Linked DNA regions of Homo sapiens: regions 1 and 2 are each linked to region 3. A link is a loop called in an ENCODE intact Hi-C map of the cell type or tissue named here. Cell type or tissue: IMR-90. All regions are shown on one strand.

Region 1 (8,000 bases), 210 kb before region 3:
GGCAGGAATATCCAATAGTTCTGATAGTGGTCTTTATACTGATAGGGAGAAGGAGGCATATTTTCATTTTAAAAGAATTGAATAACTAGAAGAAGTGAATTTTCTCATTTGAGTTTTCAAAGATACTATTTTTCCCCAGATGAGAATTCCAGATATCCCTCAAGTCATTCCACGCTGGCCACCTCTAGTTTGGCCTGAATTAGGCCTTGATAATATCCTCTTTAGACTTTTTCTGCCACTCCATACAATCAACACTTGCTTATCCTATTTTCCATTCTCTCAGGAAACTACTGACTAATCAATTGTTCTATTATTCTCTCTTATTCACAGTTATGTTCCTAGCTCCAAGTCTTGCACATTTATGTCACTTAATACAAGTTTATTTAAAGGATGATCAATAAATCTGAATTTAAATTGGAGCATTCAGTGTCTTCATCCAAAGATTAAACTAATCATCAGGCTCTTGCACCGTGAGGAGCCAGTGAAAGGGAGATAATTTGGGGCAGGAGGACCTCATCATGCTTCTCAAATCCTGCCATTCAGGTAGCTGCCTTGTAGGGCACCCAGAGTCATACCACATCTCTATATTTTTACCAATACATGGTCATAGGCTGATGTTAAGCCATGCAAGCTGCCTGTGCCCACACCCTACATAATGATAACTGGTCTCAAAGTGTGGCCTGAGGACCTCTAGGGGTCTCTGTGACACTTCCAGGAAGTTGGCTAGATCCTCCTTTTCCAACTACATACCCAGGTGAAGCATATTTTCTTTATATACTTGAATCAAAACAACATGTCACAACAGATTATAATTGAAGAAGAAGATAGAGTTGTGCTGTCTTTTATTAGGCCATTCAATACAATATTTTTTAAAAATCTAAAACAATGACATTTTTCTCACTAATCTGGGGGAACAATGCAGTCATTTTTCATAAAATACATGTGGATGTATTATCATTATTTTAAAATAACTTATAAGTAAATATTTTAAGTGATCTGTTTTAATCTTTCTTTTTTTTTTTTTTTTTTTTTTTTTTTTTGAGACGGAGTCTCGCTCTGTCACCCAGGCTGGAGTGCAGTGGTGCGATCTCGGCTCACTGCAAGCTCCACCTCCTGGGTTCATGCCATTCTCCTGCCTCAGCCTCCCGAGTAGCTGGGACTACAGGTGCCCGCCACCACGCCCGGCTAATTCTTTGTATTTTTAGTACAGACGGGTTTCACCGTGTTGGCCAGGATGGTCTCAATCTCCTGACCTCATGATCCACCCGCCTCGGCCTCCCAAAGTGTTGGGATTACAGGCGTGAGCCACCGCGCCCGGCCTGTTTTAATCTTTAATGTGGTAAATATTATTAGATGTAATCCACATAAACAAAAGCTCTTTGGGTTCTCAACAATTTTTAAGAGTCCAAGGAATCCTAAGAGCAAAAAGCTTGTTGAGTAACCACTGTTGTATACCATTGATTATGGTCTTGCTGAAACAAAAAGCAAAATGTGCCTTTATGGGTGACTGGCCCCAGGAATTGGGAACAGCTTAGAGTGGCCATGGAACCTCGAGTCCTCTCCTTCTTGCTAATGGCTAAATTCACACCAGAAGCCATGTTGTGTATATATTTTTTTATCTTCTACAGAATCCAGCAAGACTTTGAATGCCGGATACATACTCTGTAGGTATGGATTGATTGATATCTATTAATCTTCAATTGTATAAAATGTATTAATTTAGAATAAGGGGGCATCTGTCTTACAGCTCAAGAAGATTAATGTCCACCTCAAGGCTAAAACCTGAGCAGTTTGGAATACCCACCCTCCCACAGCCATTGCAGCTGTCATGTGAGTTCACTTGGTGAGAGATACAGACAGGAGAAACGTCCATGCACCATTCAAGCTGGAACCTGTTCTCTGCAGCCTGGTGCCTTTCATTGGTCCATAGAACCACAAAGCCCATCAGATTCTGGAATTTTCCTTCAGTTAGAGAAACTGGCAGGATATGAAACCTATTTTTACAGCATAAGTTCTTCAGTGAAGATTTATGACTGGTGAATAGAACCCAATGTGTCCTATCTGTGTACATGCTCTATTCTAGTACACTGTTCAAGTCCTGACTAGAGTATGGTTACAAATGCTGATTCAAAGCTCATCTCTATAGCTTACCAGCTGTGAGAACTTGAGCAAATTTCCTATACTCGACCGGCCTCAACTTCCCTATCTGTAAAATGGGAATAACAGTAATACTACCTGAAAAGGTTGTGGTGAAAATTAAATGATATAATGTATACCAAGTACTTATTTAGCGTGGGTGCCTGACACAGCAAAAGATCTGAAAAAATGTTAACTACTTTTTTGTGTTAGGCAGAATCATGGGGCTGGAAAGAGACTTTCTGTTCTTATTTGGTAGTTAATATTTAATATGCTACGCTCTAGAGAGACCAATTATTTGCCACTGCCCTTGCTAAGAATGGGAATGGAAAAAGCAGATCATGTCTTGCTTCTTTTTCATCCTCATCGACAGCCCAAAGAATGAAAATAGAAGGAGGAAAAGAATCTCTTATTCACTAAAGAAAATATGCCTCCACTTTGACCGTCTGCTGTGTGTGAGTTTGCGACAATCCCCTACTATCCAACAAGATTGTGTTTGTGTTTTAACAGGAGCTTCTCTCGCTAGAGCAGAAAGGACACAGCATTGGCCGGGCAGCATGTTTGTTTGTTTGCCCTGAGTCCTGGGGCAGCTAGTTATCTTGGGCAGAGTTAGTTTTCGGGTCTGGAGCCAGGAAAACACACTCCTTAATGCCCACATATTTGCAGTGCGACACATAGCTTGGAAGCTTGTCACACCTATTGCAACCGCTGCGTGACCTGTCTCCCAGGAAAGATTGTCTCCATGAGATATTCTTAGGGATGAATGCGGTGAGAAACGTGTACACCACTCGGGACAGCAGCCACATAACTTCAGAGGTTCGTCCGCTCACAGGCCCCTGCGGTCTGGGCTGTGCCGGTGGTCTGCCTAGGAAACTGCCTTCAGTACGCAGGGGACTGTGAGTTGCCCAGTAGCTGCATTTGAGAATCAAAGCACCGATTTCAGGCAGCGATAGGCTGTTTGTCTGGAGACGGGCGTGGAGACTCTGCTTTCATGTTCGCCTGCTGAAGGAATAGAAGGCAGGATGAACTCAGACTGAATGGCTGGCTCTGATATGTGTTTGAATGAAAACCAAAGTAAACACCACCATTTCACCAATGGCACACAGATGGACTCCTGCTTGACGCCACGAGAGGAAAACTAAAAATGAAATCAGCCAGAATAACTATTTTTGTTATTAGTTATAATGATTTTAAAACAAGCAATTCTATTGTTTTAAAAGAGAGCATCAAAATAACAGGAAAATTGGAAAGAAAGTAGCAATGTTATATAATGTCTGAAAATAAGCTAAAAAGAATGCACATGATTTCAGTGGAAGAATAAAAGTCCAAGGAAAGGATATAACAAAACTTTTTGTATGTGTCACAAGCTGCTCCCATCACTACTGAAGACAAAAGAGGAGAAAGTGGGTTTGTACTATACTGCTAGGAATTTGGGTTAGACCATGAGAGCACAGTTGCTATAATAACAGTGGGGAAGCGAACAGGGACAGTAATGGGATGATGCCTCATGAGGGTCCCTGTGTGTTTGGAGTGGCTCAGGGCCTCCTTTCCATCTTAGGCAGTGAGTTACAAATATTGCAGTGCGTTACTTTCTACATAATTATTTAACCTAAAGAAACACTTAAATGATGACCACCGCCTGCAATGAGGCAATAGCAAGGATTAAAAATAGCCAAGGCAAGGCATTAAAATATCAGGTAGCAAACAGTTAATATATGTCCTTAATGAATGAAACAAGTTTTTCGGAAGCAAGAAACTATGACTAGGAAGACTTGGAAAATTGTAGGCTTGTGTGTGCTGATTCTAATTTTCCATTGTATATGTTCTTGTTTGTAATTCCTTTCCCGCCCCTCAACCATTTAGGGCTCACTCTAGATTTTAACCCCTCCGGAGTCTCACACTTCCACATAATTAGGTTAGGTCGCCCTCTGGTGGCACAGAGCTAATCTATCTTCTGATAAAGCCTGTGTATCCTCTGCAATGCCTTAGATTTGAGCTAATTAAATATTCTGTTGGCGCTATCATATGTTGCAAATACAAACTGATACTTTTTAATGGAATGAAGAAACACTAAAGACCTAATTACAGTTTCTGTTTCATTTCTTGTAAAGACTTCAGGAAGCAATTTGGGATCTTGAAGAACCTAAGTAATATTCACTGTACTGTTCTATCAGAAATATGTCATTAATAGGGATTCTGTGTTACTGAGATTGATAGCATGTTTGATAAATACGCTTTCATTGTTAATGGCAAATAAAACACTCTGGCTTATAAAAAGATGACCTCAGCCAGGACAATCTTCATAAACCTACTTGAAATGGACTTGAAAAATAAAAAGGGCCAATAATCACTGCAAATATACAGGAGGTGAGAAAAAATTTTAATAAGTGAATAATTGAATTTTGAAAATTGTCCAAGCAACAGGCTTAATCAGCAGGCAGGGTGCTAGTGCTGATACCGTCTATCTAGCTCTGTGGTCTTGGATTCCATTAGATGTACCAATAGCCTTAAGCTAGATTTACGATTTTTTCTTAAACTACCTACAATGTTACTTGTAACCCAAAGAATCTCAATTAATAAATGCTCTCCAGAAGACTACAATCAGCAGAGACCCAATAATATATACATATACATTATAAAGGCAATTTAAACAACAAATAGCCAGGAAGACTTCCTCAATTATTCGGAATACATTGGGAAACATGGCAGAAGTGAGCATCAGATTTAACATGTAATAGGCACAGCTATGAGGAGAGAGGCTGATATTTAATCTCAAGCTCAGATTTTGAGGAAAAGGGCTGTGATGGATCTGGCTTTGGTCAGGAGCTCACCCTGCTATTACTGTAGCTGTGAATAGGGTAAATCAGGTGGGATTTGGGGCTGCAGCACGTAACCCAACAGATGTGAACTGCGAGGACAAATTCATATCAATCCTAGGGGGAATAAAGGAATAGTATCTTGCTTTAAGCCCTGACAAACATGTGTTTATGCTACTTCTGCTACTGTTAATAATTAATAGTGAAGTTGGTATTTTTTCTCACATTGAAATTAGGCAGTATAACTAAAGCCATATTATTGAGTTAATGTATTCTAACCCATGCCACAAAAAGATTTTATGGCCCTGTGAAGATTTCTTACAAAGAATATGGCATAGTAAAAAAAATTAATCTCAGATAAAAATGCATCTGAGCCTTCAATGTCAGCTATAAAATTCCATAATTTGAAAAAAAGTTAAATTTTAATAGAAGGATTTGAGACAGGAACAAATATCATTAACAAAATACTGTTTTACTGTTTTTGCCTAACATTTGTACGTTTCCAGCGTCTTTAAATTACACATTTACTATTTCCTCTAACACTGCAGGTAGTCGGATCCTTAGTTAATGTTCGTTTCATTAATTGGAGAAAGAAATTGAAGGATTTCTCAAGATCACATAAAATCTCTTAGAGAAGTCCACATGGTTTTTGTTTGATCCATCTATTCATCTATCCATCCATCCATTCATCCATCCATCCATACATTCATACATTTATTCATCAGATGCCTATTGAGCAAGTCTGTATAATATGTATGTACTGTTACAAGGGTAGCAAAGGTGAATTAGATATAATATCCCTGTATTCAAGGAGCTTGCAATATAGTAGGACCAATAAGACATGTATAAATTTAGAAAATAGGCTGACATGGGTGCTTTATACATTAACAGGATTGGAATTTCAGAAGCTAAAGGGATCTTACAGATTATGTAGTCCAATCTATCTCAAGAGTACATAAATATTCTGTAGAATATCTAGTATCCAAGAATTGTTCCTAACACTCTTAAAAAATATAGCATATATATAATCTGTATGATATAAATATAAAAGTATATATTATAAATTATATATAATTACATATTATATTTTTTAATTATACATATAAAATGATGGACTATTATCTATAAAAACAGTCATTTGCATTTGAATAGTTCTTATTGAGAGGAAATTTCTCTTATACTAAGCAAAAATCTTTACTTAATTTAATCTCTACTTAGAAAGCTATGCTATTTCTAACATTTTTTTCTATAACAGGTATTCACATATTGAACTCGTGTAGCCCTGGGTTATCCATTTTCCAGAAGAGGGCCTGAAAATCTTTCTGCATTCTGGTTTGCTTTCTGTAGAGGAACTAAATTTGTATGATTCTTAAATGTGATGCCTGAATTGGATCTATCTATTTAGAGTGTAATGGAGTCGCTTCCTCTCATGATATTTATTATACTGTACTCGTGAATTATGCAAAAGCATGTGCTTTTCTTGCAGCTATAACACGCTGATAGCTTGTCTTATACTTGAAGTCAACTAAAGCCTCAGGCCCTGCTGCTGCAGCCATCATCCTAGCCAAAGAGAGCATGGTGTGTGGTGGGAGGAGAGAGGGGGCAGGACAGGGCTAGTCGAGGAAATGCCTTTCGTCCTTGCTGGGTCTCAGGAACAGAAGCTGGGCATGTGGGCAGAGGAGTAAACAGGCCAGTCCTTGTCCTGGGTTTGGGGGCCCAGGCTAAGGAGAAAATAAAGAAGGAACTCCAATTTGAGGGTAGGCCCAAAAGCAACCGAGAACTAAAAACTTATTATCTGAGGAGCAAGTCAAGATAAATATTAACAGCCAAAGTGAAATGGCTTCAATAAGGGATAGACAAGGATAAAAAAGCAGGTTTCAGAGGTGGAATTCAGAAAAGTAACTTGAAGCAATTTTAGATCTTGTATGGGCTCACTCCTAGAGGAGGACCAAGCCTGTTCCAGCATCTTCAGACACTTAATCAACATTCACTATGTGCCACGGCCTGGCTAAGCACTGGATATAAAAGATGAAGAAGAACTGGCCCCAGTTGTTAGAGATCTCACAGCCTCCTCTGGGAGACGGATACAGGCCATATACCTATTCCGTAATGTGTTCACTACAAGGAGGAGGAACACATTGAGCTACAGAAGAAAAGCAAATAGCACAGGCTGGGTTGTCAAATTAGGCTCTGGGGAGGAGACTGAGTCTTACAGCATGGGGAGGAGTTAGGCAGATGAAAGCAGTGGGGAAGGAATATCTTCGTGGAAGAGAAAAGTCAAGTCAAAGCCAGAGAATGAGAAGCAGCATGATGTAAAAAGGAGTTACTTATAGTTCAGTGCTGCTGGATTGCCAAGTGTTGATCACTATGGTAATATATTTTTTCTTTTCCTGTACTTGAGAAGTTACCTTTAGAAACTAAGTAAAGGTCTTTACATTTATTGATTGTAATATGTATATTACTTGTCTTGCCCTTTCATAGTAGTCTTAGAATATTCTCAAAGTATTAAAGGATTATATTTACTACTTCCCAAGAGCTACAGATCATCTGAAAACCTGATAAACATTCTTTCTCTAGCTTTCTTCTAGCCCTTGAAACAAAAAAGTTGAACAGCACAGCAGCACCAAATCCAGAGCCCTTCAGTATCCTCTAAAGATATTCTGCAAAACTGACATTGACCCCACAGTCAACTGCCCACATACGTGGATGTTTAATTAGCTGACACTCTGCAGTAATGAGAGACAGTTTGGCTATCTATGGTCAGGAATGGCAGGTTAGGACAACTTAGAAAGGATCCTACATAAAAGTATACCTGCCAAAGGAGAGGTCAGGCATCAGAAGACCAATCCACATGTCAGAGCTGAAGGGAACTCAGTTCCAGATACAGGCAGCAGCAATATCTAGAAATTATGGGAACAGACAACAAGCAAGTAGTCAACTGGGCAAGGCAGAGAATGAGGATCACATACCGTAATGGGCTTATTCTAAAAAGTGAAGGGAGCGGAGTGATAGGGATTACAGAGGCAGATATTTAGAAATCCAAGAAAC
Region 2 (8,000 bases), 610 kb before region 3:
ATACACAGAGAAGAGGAGAATCCACAGTGCTCCAAAATCCTCAAAGTCAGAGATGGTGTTTTTTAAGATTTTTTTTAACCTCCAGGGCCTAGCACATAGTAGCTGTTCAATAAATGTTTGTTCAATGAATCACTTACTTGCTGATGTCAAATATTCTATTTTGCAAGTATAATAAAAATAAGGCCAAACTCAGCAAGAATCTATCACCACACTTTTTCCTTCTTAAACCAGTAAAGATAATATTCTGCTTAGAGTTCAGATTTGATTTTGTCTTTAAAATGTCAGGGAAGCATCAATAAGGGCCAGAATTGGGCAGAGTTTTCAAGATTGCAGGTGCAGACATTTCACAGGCTGCTATAATTGCCCATATGAGAGAGAGAGAGAGAGAGAGAGAGAGAGAGAGAAAGAGTGTGTGTGCATGTGTGTGTGCATATGCGTGTGTGTATGTGTTGGGGTAGGGCTACTGTTCAATCCTAAATGATCTAATTTCTGGCGTGATCAATAGAAGGAAGAAACTCCAGCATACCAGTCCTTTGCTGTTCTTTCCTGTGAACCAAACTTGGGTAATTTCCTGACATTGGGCTGAATAAAGTCTATAGCAGTGTGCTAAGCCACCCCAACTACTTGAAAACGGTGTGGCAAACCTCATCCCCTTTACAGATTTCCCAAAGCGCCCATTTCTTCCCTCTCCAGCTTGCTGGCCTGCGTTAATCACATCTGACTTCTTCCAATGGAGGCTCCATGTCTTTGCTGAGCAACACTGTTTCAAAAGATGAACTGAGGCTGAGAATAGGATATGGAGTTCAAAACCTTGTGGCATTGCCTTGTCCAAAAAGACCCATTCAGCTGCTTTTCACACAAGCATCGGTTATCGTCATACCACCTAAAACACTGAGCTATTTATTGTCATCTAAATGTACGAATAACAGAGTTTGGCTGAGGTCTCTCCCTCTAGATGCAGAGACCATGAATAGACACAGCATTTATGGAAGCTCTCACGACAGGTGGCATGGTGCTTGAGTCTTGTGTGTATGCAGGAGGTGGCTGGTACCCTTCACAACACAGGCCTACAGAGCCTGGAGGAGCAACTTCTAACATTTCCCTCTGGTCTGGTCATTTTCACTTACTCCGTTTGCAGCTGGGATTGCTTATTAAAGTTAACCGTAAGTTATATTGACTGGGACTTCTTTCAGCAGATTTTTTTCTTTCTTTTTTTTTTTTTTTGAGACGGAGTCTCGCTCTGTCACCCAGGCTCCCAGGCTGGAGTGCAGTGGCATGATCTCGGCTCACTGCAACCTCTGCCTCCCGGGATCAAACAATTCTCCTGCCTCAGCCTCCTGAGTAGCTGGGACTATAGGCACCAACCACCATGCCTGGCTAACTTTTGTATTTCTTTTTAGTAGAGATGGGGTTTTGCTATGTTGGCCAGACTGGTCTTGAACTCCTGACCTCAAATGATTCACCTGCCTCGGCCTCCTGAAGTGCTGGGATTACAGGCGTGAGCCACCATGACTGCCCTCTTTTAACAGAATGTTAAAAAGCAAGGTTCTTCTATTATGGTATTATTATGGTATTGGGTTGTTTGATAAACATCATATTTGATAAGGCCAGTAAATAGATTCTTTCCTTGATTCCTGCTTTTAACTTAATGATTTATAAGGGACCCAATGAAGTCCATTGGAAATACTGATTGAATCTGACAAAATAAAAAAAAATGCTTTCACTTAAATTTGTCGCCTCAAAATATTATTGTAAAAATGTCTGATATTTCAAAATACTTTAAAGAACAAAATAAAATGACCAACTCAAAGACAAACCCCTCTGTCATGGGCTAAATTGTCTCCCGCAAATTTCATGTGGAAGCCCTAACCCTCAATATCCCAGAATGTTTCTGTATTTGGATATAGGGGCTGTAAAGAGGTGATTAAGTTAAACTGAGTTGTTGGGGTCATGTCCTTCAAGAGGAGGAAATCTGGACACACAGAGAGATAGCAAGGATACGTGCACACAAAGAAAAGACTACGTGAGGACACAGCAAAACAGTGGCCATCTGCAAGCCAGGAGGTGAAGCCTCAGAAGAAACCAAACCTGCGCACACCTCGATCTTGGACTTCCAGCTTCCAGAACTGTGAGAAAATAAATTTCCGATGTTTATGTCACCCAACCTGTGGTACTTTGTTATGGCAGCCCCAGCAAAGTAATATCCTCTCTGACTACAAGGAAAGTTCCTCCCATTAGAAATATGCTGCACAAACACGGGCGTTTTGTCTGTCTGGTTCATGATAGGCCCTCAGTAATTATCAGTTGAATGCATTTGAAATAGAATTTACTAACTGAAAAATGTCAACGAATTATTGGTGGGTAATTATCATCTCATCTTAATAGATCAGACATGGTTTTGCAGCTTGGCCAATGATTCTCTGCCAAGGCCTGAAACAGCAGAATCTTCGTGAGTGGTAAATCTGTGTTCTGTGTGGCTGCCTCAGCTAGAGGAAGGCCATCTGCTGCCACAATCGTTTAATCAAGACAACCCCTCTCTCTCTTTCCTCACCCTGTCTTCTTTGAGCCACCCCACGTTCACTATGCGACACGAAGAAAAAAATGTGTATTTATTTCTCAATTTTCCCTCTCAGCTTCTCAGATACTAGATTTGCTGGGTTTTCTCATCCTTTTGGCTGCTCCTCTTCCTGTTTTTTGTTGGTGCCTTTTCCTCAGCGACTCCCTTAAATATGCTGGTGGTCCTCAGGGCTCTGGCCTGGCTATGCTTCTTTTCTTGCTCCAGACCAGCCCTTGGAGTCACCTCATGTACCCCCAGCGCTTCAACCACCCTCTGTGTGCTCTATCTGCAGCTCAGAGAGCTCTCCTGAGATATACTGCCAGGTCGTCAATTCCCTACTTGACAATGCCATTTGGGAGCCCTGGGGCCCCTTAAACTTGACAGACCCCAAACTCATCGCCGGCCTCCTCAGATCTGCTCTACCTCCTGCACTCCTTGGAGGAAAACATGGGCTGAACTGATATCTAATTAATGGCTGCAACTTGTCCTGTGATAGATCGGTCCCCTGGCTTCAAACGCTTCTCACACCCACTGCATCAATATTAATTGAAGCCAGCACAGTCTTGGGCTTTGATTACTACCAAAACTCTCCTCCTTGCCTCAAGACTTGTTTCTGTTCAGTTCTTCTTACTGAAACTGGGGTGTTTTCTAAAATATGAATTGTATCGTGTTGCCCCTTTGCCTAATACTCTCCAGTGGTTTCCACCACTCTTGGCTCTACGGTGACCTCCTGTAATAAAATGGGTAGGAGCACTGCCTCCACAGCCCAGCGCTCTCGATGCCTGGCTGTGCCACTGACTAACCGCATGACACTGAGGATGCCACCCAATCTCTTTATGCCTCCACTTCCTTGCCCGTAACTGGCAGGCAACAATGAAAGGGCTTGGTCTGAGGGTCACGTGAGTTCATTTGTGGGAAGCATTCAGAATAAAGCCTGGCACAGTGTATGAGCATGAATTTCTTTTAGTAATAGAAATGGTAGCATAAGTTCAATTCCTCACTGCTTCTGCTGCATTCTCACCACATCCCCCAGGTACTCTGTGCTTCAGTCATACCCAGTCTCCTATTCCCCAGCACGCCATACTCTCCTCTCGGACATGCAAACATCCCTGGCATGCTTCCCCAACAATGCGGCTGATCAGCTTCTACTCATCCCTCAAGTCATGACTGTTTCTGAGTGACCTTCCCAATCCCCTAGTCAGGCTCAGGTGCCCTTTTCCGTGTGCTCCCAAACCCCCTACATAATGATGACCTTTGATTTGTCTTTGACTTGCCCACGTCCCTCCTCTCCACCCCCCTCCCCCTCCAGGTTGCTCTGCTCCACTCAGAAGGTCACACTGTGAATCCTGTCAGCCCTCCGGTCAAGGACATCATTTAAAGAAAGGGATGGGGAAAAGACGTAGTGAGGCCGCCTCAACCAGCTCCACCACCAGGAGCTTCATCCACACTCCCAGCAGAGGGCAGCTCAGTTTGTCTCAGTTACACATGGAAAGGACACTGATTATACAGTATTCTGCCATGTCTCTTCCTTCCATAGGTAGATTTATAAATCTGTAAATTACGCAGAACTTTATTAGGAACCACCGGCATCTGGTAATGTTCCATGTAGACCAACGAGGCTGGGCTTCCACACACGAAGAACACAAATGTCCACATGTCTCTGAAGTTGGCTACCTGTGTTCACAGGAGATCCCTTGGTCATAATCGTTGTGCTGCTACCGGTTACTCACATTCTTTCACACTTTCCCTACAAGCCCACCAAGATGACGATACAGTGACAGAGACTCCATCCGTGGTCTGCTTATCCTTAGCTTAGCTGCACTACAGGCCGAAGAGAACACCACACTGCCACCCCAAGGGCCGGTTACCTTCTCGAGGTCTGGTTCCTCTAAGCTCAGCGCTAACTCATTGTTGTCCATCACAGAGGAAGCTGCCACATCCAGCGGGGTGGATCCCCTCATCGACGGGGAGGCTGAGGGAGGAGGGGAGAATTAGCAAGAAAAGGACAGAGGAAGACACTCAGTGCTGAGCTGAGACTGCAGTGCACGTAAGCGGACAGGAGAGGGCAGCAAACACACTGAAACCTGGCTTACATGACCGTTCTCCAATGGGACAGTCCGCTTGCATTAAGAACAGCTCTATTAGCTATCCTTCCTCCCCACATTCATTGCCGTGAATACGAATTAATACAAAATCGGTTCACACTACCAACCGGGACCATGTATTTCCAAGTGCTTTTCTAACACAAAACTTCTTGAGGCCCCCATATCAGATGCCACTCGACCAACTAAGCCCAGTGGAACCTGTATATTTCTGGGGCTACCACCTAGAGTTTAAAAATAGCATCAAACAGCATTAGCTCATATAGTTTCACCAGGTCACCAATGTTGTTTTTGACTTGTTTGTTTGGTTCTCAGGCTAGAATTAAGAAAAACTTCAGGTGGCATTTTACAAAAAGGTTAGTAGCCTGAGGTTGCATTTGAGAAATAAAAACCCGTGAAACTTCAGTTTTCAAGTGCAAGTATTTGTGTATTACACACATTCATTTCGTTTATACCCAGAACAGTGAGTAAGGCATATGCAGTGACTTGCTTTTCTAGTGGTAGTGGTGGATTTACACTGTTTATCCACGATTGCTCTTGGCCAGTCTGCCTCCCCGCTAAGGAAAGCACTTGCTGGGAGGTTGATGGACAGGTATGCAGCCTGCAGCCAGCCTGCCAAGACGAGATCCGATCCATGACCTTGGTCTCATCAGCACTGCTCCCTGGTCAGTTGAGTGGGCTGGGAAGAGCTGTGCCCCCAGACTATACCTGCAATCCCAGGGGCATTTTGTAAACCATGGGCCACTGGTCCCAAGAGAGATGAGGTAAAACTGTACGACTATGCCAACACTAAACTGTCACCAATCTTGGCTGGTAGCAACATCTCTACTTCTGTTGGAGAACGTTCTTGTGGCATCGTTACTTCAATTGTTTTAAATCAGGCAGAGTCTCTTCTAGTATTTACAAATATCACAGCGTGCATGTGGCTCCTTTCCCTGTATTTTCCTAAGTGGTCAAAAGGGGGAGTGTAACCTTCGAGTTTGGATGTGGAAGTTACAAGAAGACTTACGCACCTAGGCCAACACTGCTATTCTCCAGAAGATAACTCAGATGCTCAAACATGGCCTTCTGATTTTGCCGGCTAATTCGACAGAAATAGCAAAGGAAACGGCAGCAGCTAGCAACCATCTTTGGAAATGCAATCTGTAGGGAGAAGTAGAAAGTGTCAGACAAAAGAATCTATCATGAGGCCTTTCTGAAAACTCTGACCTCAGAGTCTTAAGTGGGTAAAGTGTGAACACTTGGAAAAATGAACTTTCTCCTTCCATTTTTTTTCTCAAGACTTATTCATAGGAGTTATAGTTCCTGAAATATCTTTCCTCCAAGAGAAATAGATGTCAAACAAGAATCCCAATCATCCTCGGAAGTCATGTGAAATTGCATGACCTTCTACCAGGCTATTGTTTCCAAGTAGGAAGGGAGTGGACAGAATTCAGAGACAGAGAGAGATGAGAGAGAGAGAGAGGAGAGAGAGTGAGTGAGATGAGAGAGAGAGGAGAGACAGAGAGGAGAGAAAGTGAGGAGAGAAAGTGAGGAAAGAGTGAGGAGAGAAAGAGGAGAGAGTGAGGAGGGGGGAGAGAGAGAAAGGGGGGGAGAGAGAGAGAGAGAGACAGACAGACAGACAGACAGACACAGGTGATCGTAGACACATAAGGCCCACCAGTATATCAAAGCCCAAGTGCCCTGGGTCAAGGCTGGCCTCTACAGTTACGCAAGTCTGAAAGGCATCGCTCTCTGAGTCTTCCCTGACTACTTTTGTCATTGATAATTGCTCTTCTATGGGATTCCATAGCACTTGTAATTTGATTCATGCAGTCTAGCATGAAGATGCCATCTTACATTACTGTTGATTGTACTTGGCTTTTCTACTTAACAAAGTAACCAGCATCTCTAGGTTGGGCCAAATCTTAGTTTTGATCCTACAGTGCTCAATAAATGGTGCCAGTGTTAACCTTGCTCGGGATCCTAAGACAACCTTGATTTCCTCCTTTAATATCACAGAGGATGCTCTAAGCAATAAGGTTCAGAAACTTGTAGTCTATCTGCTCGCTGAGGCATCCAGACATGTGCTCAGGGATCTTCTGGAGAGATTTCACTTTCCCAAGAGATCAGAAGGAAGCCCATGAGGAACGTGACCCTGGCTTCTGTTCCTTCTACACACCCACCCCCTCCCCAGTAGCACTGATGAAACTGCACCAGAAATCATCCCTTCCTAGGACCCTGGCACTCTGGAATTTCCAACATTTGAAGCCATACCCGATCTACTGCCTGTGGAAGCAGTTTAACCGTGAGGAGGTCCCCAGCCCAGCTGGGATAAATGTCCAGTTGTGTCCTATCCCCACAACTCTCCCCTTAGCAACAGGAGCTCCCCCTGATGCGGGCTCCTTATGAGGGAGCTGGCAAGGAAACCTGGCTTCTTCAGGAGTTCGGTTGACAGAGGAAACATCAACACTTCTGGGGAAACACTGCCAGGATCACTATTGAGATCTTGTTCTCCTTTAGAACAGCCTTCTCCTGACTCAGCACAAAACACACCAGGCTCCTAAGTGGAAGTGAGTGATTCCATCTTGGAAAGAGCAGGGCTGCCGAATACGGGAAGTAAACTTAGCAACTGAATAGCCCAGTGGGATTAATGAAGAAAGTCTCCAAGCTTCAAGAGCTCTTACACAATGGGATTCCGTCCAGCAGCATTATCCCATCGCTTGGCTCCTTCTTGGCACTGTGCCTATCCCTTCCTCTCCCTGGAAGAGAAACTGAGGCAAGGGACACCAGCCACGTGGCTCTGAACAAGTCACCTCGTGCTCCTGCCTCAAGGGACAAGTTCTGGCTAGGTTCTCCTTTTAGCATTACCTGAGATTTCTCTGTACCCAACACGTTCACCATCACCTCCATCACCGTCTCGTGCATGCCCAGGACTCTCATGAGGTTGGGATGCTGGTAAAACACCTTGTTGTTCATTATGTCTCTAGGATAAGGATCAGAGAGAGTCTTCAGCACCTGCTTATTTATATGCTATGAAAATTCAGGGATGAGAACACACAAACACACGAGAGGGCAAAATAATATGAAAGTAACAGGCTGAAAAGATAATAAGAAAGCACTAGTTCAGCTGGAATATATGTGGAGGGCCATTTTAGCTGACTGAAATATTCTGTGCTCCTCTATTTCTAAGTACTTGCTTTTTCTCTTTGAAACATTTCTTTCTGATGACCTATTAAACATCCCTTGTTTTATTTTTTCTTGTAATAATTTTAGATATCAATGAAGCTTTTGGACAATAGTCTTTAAAAACTCACGACATTAAGATGTAAGAACAATTACATCTTTAAGTCATCCAATAT
Region 3 (8,000 bases):
AGTTTTATGTTACTTATGGTCCTTTTCTGTCCAAATGATTCTTGCCAAAATTATTATGCATCATGGTTTTACCTTGCATGTTTCCTTCATAGGGATATTGTCTGGTTAAACCTTAGGTATCAGAAATTAACTCTTTAAAACTAAAACCATTTCCAGAAAGAAGATAACTTTCACCTTGACATTGTTTTTGCTCTGCGTAGAGAGTGAATTGGATTGCACACCTCACCTCATTAATGCAGTATTGGATAGCCACTGCAGGTGTGTGAGGGGTTTGCATGTGTGTTTGCATAAATATGCATGCATGTGTGTTTCAAGGACCCCAAATCCTTGTTGTTATGGGAATGTTTCACTCTCTTGTACCTAAATGATGAACTTACACTCACCAGACAATGTGCCTCTGATGATACAAATGTCTTACCTCAGGTGTTGTACATTGTGTTTTGTGATACATATTATATATGTTATGTTTTATATTGTTTTATTATTCTGTGCAAACTTTACCCAAAGCCAGCAGCTACTTCAAAAGAAAAATGAAAGGTGGAGGGATTTAAAATGAGGGATGTGATTAGTAACCAAAACATCTTGGAAGATGAGGTAGTACAGTGAGAGTATACTGTAAATTTTAAAAAATTTATGCCAAAGGTGAATAGAAATAGTCCAGGAGGAGGATGAGCCATATAAATAGAAGTCAAAGGAGGTCTGAGCTTTAATTTCTTCATCTGTTAAAATATAAGCAGTACTATCTTCCTCAGAGTCAACATGAGCATAAAGCAAAGGTGCTAAGCAGAGTGCCTTCTCCCTGAGGTTCCTTTAGGCATTAGTTCATTCCTATGTCTTGAGACTAGAAGTGGGTCACTCTAAAGCATGTGAGACCCTAAATGAAAGGCCAGAAGACTGTCTGTAGACAGTGGGTAGCAAGGGGATTGAGTGGAAAGGCACTTTGTTCTAAGGGATCTGACCGAGATGAAGGAAGAGCCTGGGTATACTCTTCTAGACAACTGTGTCTGCAGGGGGAACATAGACTGGGGAAGCCCTGGACTCTCATTTTTCTCAGTGGTTGCAGAAAGGTGTTTTGTGGACAGCCTGCTAGAGGGCAACTATAGACACACTGTGACCTGCATCATTCTGAAGTGTGATTGAAAACTAATAAACCAAACAGGCAAACAACAGCCAAACCTTAGCTGTTTTCAAATTTTCTTCCTTCTAAAATGCTACTCTAATATAAGCATGCTATCTCGCAGTTCCTTTCTGAGCTGACTTTTACTCTCAGCTCTAGTTTCGTGTAAGTCAGGTTTCAGCATGGTAGAAGCCATTGGTTGGCTTTGGGTGACTGCCAAATAGACTCTTACAGGGATTATGTGTAATAAACACTCTGTCGTATATTCAACAGTGATCTCTATTGCAAAATACACTGAGCCTAAACCTTTAACTTCTGCCTAGTGGCTTAAAATTTTGCCAAGGTTGCTTACCAGGAATTAAAAGAGGACTAGGAACTTGAGTGCTGTATGAAACATTAGAAGTGTCCAGTACAACATTAAGTGGCTTGCGACATGTTTAGCAGATGTCCCTTTAAATGGATTCTGTGGTCAAATAAGTTTGGAAAACCCTATTATATAGAATTAGGTTTTCTGTACTAAAGGGCATCCCAAGGTCTTTAATATGCTAACATGAATCATGATTCTTTAAGAGATACAGTATGTAGCTTTTCTCACACTTACTTGACCGTAAAATCCTTTTGTTATAGAACACATATTGCCATCTTAAGAATAGAATGTCAGGCAGAGGCCATAGTGTGGTCATTAAAAGCACGGCCCTCTATTGTTTAACTGCCTGGGTTCAAGTCCTAGCTTAACCATTTACTGATTTTATGATTTTGAGCAAATTGCTTAACTTCTTTGTACTTCAGTTTCCCCATTTAAAATGAGAACACTAATGATACCTAACTATATGTTGTCATAAAAATTGAACAGAACTAAAAACAGTGTCTGGCACATAGTTAATGATTATCATCCTATGGCAAACCTAAACTTGCCTATAGTTTAGGTTAGAATAAGCTAGACTAATACCTTTGATTCTAGAGATGACAAAAGCGAATCCAAAATGGGTTTCTCATGCACTACTCACTCGTTCAACAAACTGTCCAAGTCCGGTATGCACCATGCATAATGATTCTGTTCCCAGAAATGAAGATGAACAAGGCACAGTTCCTGCCCTGGAGAACACACACATTAGTGACTTGGCTCAGATGACGCTGTTTAGGAACTGTAGGAAAGCCAGCAGGCCAGACCTCCTGACTTCTGTCCCCTAGCTCCTCTGATTTCATGCTGAGATAGAATGACCCATGCAACCTGTAAGCAAGAATATGGGGCATAGAGTACAGCCAATAGACTTGGGGGATGAGGGCGTATGTTGTAAATTTTTGTTGGTGTGATCTAGAAATTGTCGGGAGAAATACTTTTAAAGGAAAGCAGTCTCTTAAAAATATAACTTAGAAAGCAAAGTAAGAGCTAGCATAGAGAAGTCTATGTAGGAGTTCCCCAAATATGGCTTTATTTATTTATTTATTTGGCTGCCATGTCACTGATGGCCTTCTCTGTGTTTGTTTAGGTATCTCCTCTGAGGGCTTTCCCTGGGACGGCTTCAATGAGCAGACACCTAAAGACCTTCCCAACAGAGATGGAGGCGCGTGGGTTCTGGGCTACAGAGCGGGACCAGCCTGTCCATTTTTGCTTCATGAGGAAAGGGAGAAGTCAAACAGGAGCGAATTGTACTTGGATCTCCATGTAAGTAGAAATCTTGGTGATTGTGCTGTGGTTCTTTGTGGTCAACAGAGGCTCATTTAATATGTATTTAATGTAAATTGTGTATATAAAGCTGCATTTAATGTATGGATCATTGTTTAAAAAAAATCAGTGGGCTGCAGAAAATGAAGATGCATCTTGGTGATCTGAAATTTGTACACTAGAAAGTAACTAGCAACTTGTCTGGAAGTGACTGTGTTTGTCATTTAACCTGAGTGTTCTCAGAGCGCTCTGTTCATTAGCTTTGCAGCCTAGATCTCTCATTGTGGGAGTACCCACTGGTTGCTAGTCACTTCTTAATATCCTTTTACTAAAAATTTGTCAATAACATATGTAAAGCCAACTGATATGCTCTGGATTCTCAAGTGAAATCCGAATACCCTGCCTTCCTTCCATATTCATGAACCTTTCTCTCCAGCTGCTCAAATAACAGGTGACTAGGTTGGCAGAAAATCTGCAGAATATAGGATAATGCATTTAAAAAACATAACCACCTCCCTTCTCTTTTTTAAAGTTTTTGTTCACTTTTAATAACCTCTGCAGTTTTTTTTAAATTTTTTAAATTTTTTTAATTTCAATAGGTTTTTGGCGAACAGGTGGTGTTTGGTTACATGAATAAGTTCTTTAGTGGGGATTACTGAGATTTTGGTGCACCCATCATGTAAGCAGTGTACACTGTACCCAGTGTGTAGTCTTTATCCTTCGCTTCCCCCAACCCTTTCCCTCAAGTCCCCAAAGTCCATTGTATCATTCTGATGCCTTTGCGTCCTCATAGCTTAGCTCCCACTTATGAGTGAGAACATAGAATGTTTGGTTTTCCATTCCTGAGTTACTTTACTTAGAATAATAGTCTCCGATTTTACCCAGTTTGCTGCAAATGGCGTTATTTCATTCCTTTCTATGGCTTAGTATTCCATGGTATATGTATATATGTGTGTGTATGTATATGTATATATGTATATATATGTGTATATGTATATATGTAAATATATACCACATTTTATTTATCCACTCATTGTGATTGATGGGGATTTGGGCTGGTTCTATAGTTTTGCAATTGCAAATTGTGCTAATAAACATGCATGTGCAAGTATCTTTTTCGTATAATGACTTCTTTTCCTCTGGGTAGATACCCAGTAGTTGGATTGCTGCATCAAATGATGGATCTACTTTTAGTTCAGAAAAACATAGCCTTCCCTGTTTTCTTTTTGTTGTTGTTGTTGTTCTGTTTTTTTGAGATGGAGTCTTGCTCTGTTGCTCAGGCTGGAGTGCAGTGGCACGATCTTGGCTCATTGCAACCTCTGCCTCCCGGGTTCAAGCGGTCCTCCCACCTCAGCCTCCTGAGAAGCTGGGCTTACAGGCGTGAGCTACCACACCCAGCTAATTTTTGTATTTTTAGTAGAGATGGGGTTTCACCATGTTGGCCAGGCTGTTCTCGAACTCTTGACCTCAAAAATGTTCCCTGCCTCAGCCTCCCAAAGTGCTGGATTACAGGCGTGAGCCACCACATCCAGCTACCTTCTCCTTTCTTATTCATTCTTGTTTTCATTGACACAGAAGTATTGACTCCTCCTTAGAAAGCACTGGGCTGGGGTTCACCTACTTCCACATTTAGATGGCCTGGTAGGATTGACCAGATTATTGTGATTCTCTGCAATCCCTCTTTACCCATCCAGTTTCCTGTCACAGATGAGGTGAGCACCACAAATCTAAGGAGCACTTTTTCTTTTTTTAGCCATTAACTTTAATGCCTGTTGACAACCTTGTGTTCTCCGGCTCATTACTTTCAGACCTGGAACCATGTTTTTGACGAGTGTGGGTTAAGTCTGTGATGTTCACATGGGTGGCAATCAAAGAGCAGGAGAACCCTGTATTTTTCATAACCATAAAACCATGGTCACTGTATGTCATTTTAGAACAGCATTCAACATTCCAGATATTACAAAAGGAGGTTTAGAAATGAAGCTGAAAGATGAGAAAGCTGCAGTCCTGCAGGAGATGACATGAGAATTAGTAAAGTTTTTGGTTTTGTTCCCATATATAAAGTTGTGCGTCTTTAGAGATGCTTAAAGTAGGAAGTGTAACAGTGACATCTGTTGGTCAATTACTTTAAGTTGCATTTGCCGCAAACAGCAGGCCTACAGTGTAAAAGTGCTGAAGTAGATTTTGAAAAGCTACTTTCTTTTTCTTCTGTGTTTTTAAAAAATACTGTGTTTATGTGTTTTTTAAAATTGGCTAAACTGTGTATTTCTGGTTTTCCTTTTCCTCTGTAAATTAAATGATTACTTAATTTTTTACAATTATAAAAATCCTACACAATCCTTATAGAAAATTTGAAATACATAGTTACAGTGAAAAAAAAACCTCATAATCTTAGCAGCTGAGACGACTGTACAATTTGATAAATTTTTTTTTGTATTTTTTCACTAAGTATGGTTTGTTTTTCAATGAGAGATTTTTTTTAAACATAAAAGCATGCCAGATTTTATAACCTCGTCTTGTTTTTGCTTTTTTTTTTTTTTTTTAATTTGAGATGGAGTCTTGCTCTGTCGCTCAGGCTGGAGCGCAGTGGCATAATCTTGGCTCACTGCAACCTCCGCCTCCTGGGTTTAAGCGATTCTCCTGCCTCAGCCTCCTGAGTAGCTGGGACTACAGGCGCATGCCACCACGCCCAGCTAATTTTTTGTATTTTCAGTAGAAACGGGGTTTCACTGTGTTAGCCAGGATGGTCTGGATCTCCTGGCCTCATGATCCGCCTGCCTCAGCCTCTCAAAGTGCTGGGATTACAGGCGTGAGCCACCGCACCTGGTCTCCTCCTCTCTCTTTCAAACAATTACTCTTAAACTGCTTATCCAGGCTGTTGCAAGCTCGTTACAGATGTGTTTTAAGTGATGAATATTCCATGAAATGATATGCCAAAATTTATTTAATTATTTCTCTGTTATTGGATATTGAAGTTGTTTCCAGTTTTGGAATAGGACCACTATTTAGAAATAAAATAGCGTGACTACAAATACAATTTTTCCTATACCCTTTCCCCCCATTATTTAGGACTATTTCCTTATGATAAAATTCTAGGAGGTGGATTCTTTTCTATAAGTATTTTTAGGTTTTTTGATATTTATCACTAGATGAAAAATGTCTATTTCCTGAACTAGCCTTTTATGGGCTTTATATATTTATATATTACATATATGATATATAAATTATGCATATGTATATATGTATAATTTTAATATATGTATAAATACATGTGATATATATATTTGTATATATAAATACTGTGTAATTAAACAGTATATATTAGTATGTTGCTTAGTTTTTCATTAATCAGAATTATAAAACTAAAATAGTTTTTTTAGATTATTTTCTGAATCAACAGTTTTTATAGTTTGGGCCCTGTGTTTCCTTCCTCACCTCAAGCCCTTCTCCCCTCTTTGGACAGTGTGATTTGACTCCTATATGTTTAAATATTGATATTCTAGGTAAGGTTTCTATCTGAAAGGATTCTACTTATTTAGAACAAATGTGTATCCTATAAAAGACTACAAATTGGGGCAGTGTATACTGCTTGGGTGATGGGTGCAAATCTCATAAATCACCACTAAAGAACTTAACTCATGTAACCAAACAGCACCTGTTTCCCAATAGCTTACAGAAATCAAAAAGTAAAAAAAGAAGAAAAAAATAGCCTGCTGTTAATGACTAGCAGCTCACAAAAACCCCTTTCCTCTGGTGGGCTTTGGACTCTAAGCAATATATTGATCAGCCTGAGACATTGGACCAGCACTGCCGTGCTTCCAGTTTTAAACCTGACTTGCAGCGTCACAATCAGGATGTTAACTTTCTTAAGCCTTTTTCTGTGGCTACACTGACTCTCATTAGTACGTGATGAAAGGTAAAACATCTCATACTTGAAATAATTGGTGGGAGTTGGCATCCGTGAGTCAGGATGGACACTGGTGTTAAGGCTACAGCTGTTACTAAGTCCCCTCATTTAGCTGGGCATTCATCTTTTAGTTACTAAACTATGAGAAGACTCAGGGGTTCCTTGGGGAATGGCAGGAGGTGGGGTTGGTGTAGGACAAGCACTAGGAAGACTCTGGGGGCATCTATTTAACAAACTAAATGAAAACAAACAAACAAACAAAACCTCCTTTACCTTCACAACACTTCTGACATTCTGAGACCCAAGTGTACGTGTTTTTCATAACAAGCAATTCCCCAATTGCCTGTAGACACCAACTAGATGTCCCACAATTCAATTGACACGATCTACTTGGAACTGTAGCCACATCCCACAAGTTAAGGATTCGGTCCCACAAAACTGCCACACCTCAGATGCCAGTCACAAGTAGTGGGTTCCCAGGTTACCCATAACTTCTGTCCAACTTGGATACAAATAGGTTCCTATGACCCCCTCTTCGGGTTCAGTAATTTGCTAGGATAACTTGTACAACCCAAGGAAACAATTTACTGACTATTACTGTTACCAGATAGGGGTCTTGATCCAGACCCCAAGAAAGGGTTCTTGGACCTTACACAAGAGAGAATTTGGGGCAAGTCCATAAAGTAAAAGCAGGTTTACTAAGAAAGTAAAGGAATAAAAGAATAGCTACTCCATAGGCAGAGCACAGTGGTGTGGGCTGCTTGACTGAATATACCTGTAGTTATTTCTTAATTGTATGCTAAATAAGGGGTGAATTATTCATGAGTTTTCCAGGAAAGGGGCAGGGATTTCCTGGAATTGAGGGTCCCTCCCCTTTTTAGACCATATAAGCAAACTTCCCAACATGACCATGGCATTTGCAAACTGTCATGGCACTGTTGGGAGTGTCTTTTAGCATGCTGATGCGTTATAATTAGCATGTAATGAGCCGTGAGGATGACCAGAGGTCACTTTTGTAGCCATCTTGGTTTTGGTGGGTTTTGGCTGGCTTCTTTATGACATCCTGTATCAGCAGGGTCTTTGTGACCTGTATCTTGTGGTAACCTTCTTTTTTATCCTGTGACTAAGAATGCCTAATCTACTAGGAATGCAGCCCAGCAGGTCTCAGCCTTATTTTACCCATCCCCTATTCAAGATGAAGTCGCTGTGGTTCAAACGTCTCTGACATTACCAATTTATTACAAAGGATATTTTTAAAGGATACAAATGAATAGCCAGATCAAGAGATACATAGGGTGAGGTCTGGAAGG

What was found. A loop is a pair of places that touch in the nucleus more often than their neighbours do. Peaks named below come from ENCODE experiments on the same cell type or tissue, not always from the same donor. Only the 100,000 strongest peaks of a DNase experiment are listed, where the experiment ranks them.
Region 1: it touches region 3 in a loop (6-fold over the local background); 11 of 110 quality-filtered maps call a loop at or near these places.
Region 2: it touches region 3 in a loop (28-fold over the local background); 51 of 110 quality-filtered maps call a loop at or near these places.

Annotation. Positions count from the first base shown.
Region 1 is chr15:33,288,965-33,296,964 of GRCh38, reverse strand. No RefSeq gene overlaps it. Among named protein-coding and RNA genes, the nearest start is that of RYR3-DT, 18 kb to the left of the region's middle. In IMR-90, a CTCF peak has its summit at 4,067 (motif pointing left); no DNase peak of the experiment used is centred here; H3K27me3 peaks cover 1,654 bases.
Region 2 is chr15:33,697,506-33,705,505 of GRCh38, reverse strand. RYR3 (ryanodine receptor 3) reads right to left here. Exons shown (of 104, transcript NM_001036.6): 40 at 7,510-7,624; 41 at 5,673-5,802; 42 at 4,426-4,529. Among named protein-coding and RNA genes, the nearest start is that of CHRM5, 270 kb to the left of the region's middle. In IMR-90, CTCF peaks have their summits at 4,614 (motif pointing right) and 5,623; a DNase peak (open chromatin) is centred at 4,645; H3K27me3 peaks cover 1,041 bases.
Region 3 is chr15:33,083,582-33,091,581 of GRCh38, reverse strand. FMN1 (formin 1) reads left to right here. Exons shown (of 21, transcript NM_001277313.2): 5 at 2,608-2,783. Among named protein-coding and RNA genes, the nearest start is that of FMN1, 110 kb to the left of the region's middle. In IMR-90, a CTCF peak has its summit at 4,897 (motif pointing left); DNase peaks (open chromatin) are centred at 1,331 and 4,881; H3K4me3 peaks cover 2,126 bases; H3K27ac peaks cover 2,204 bases.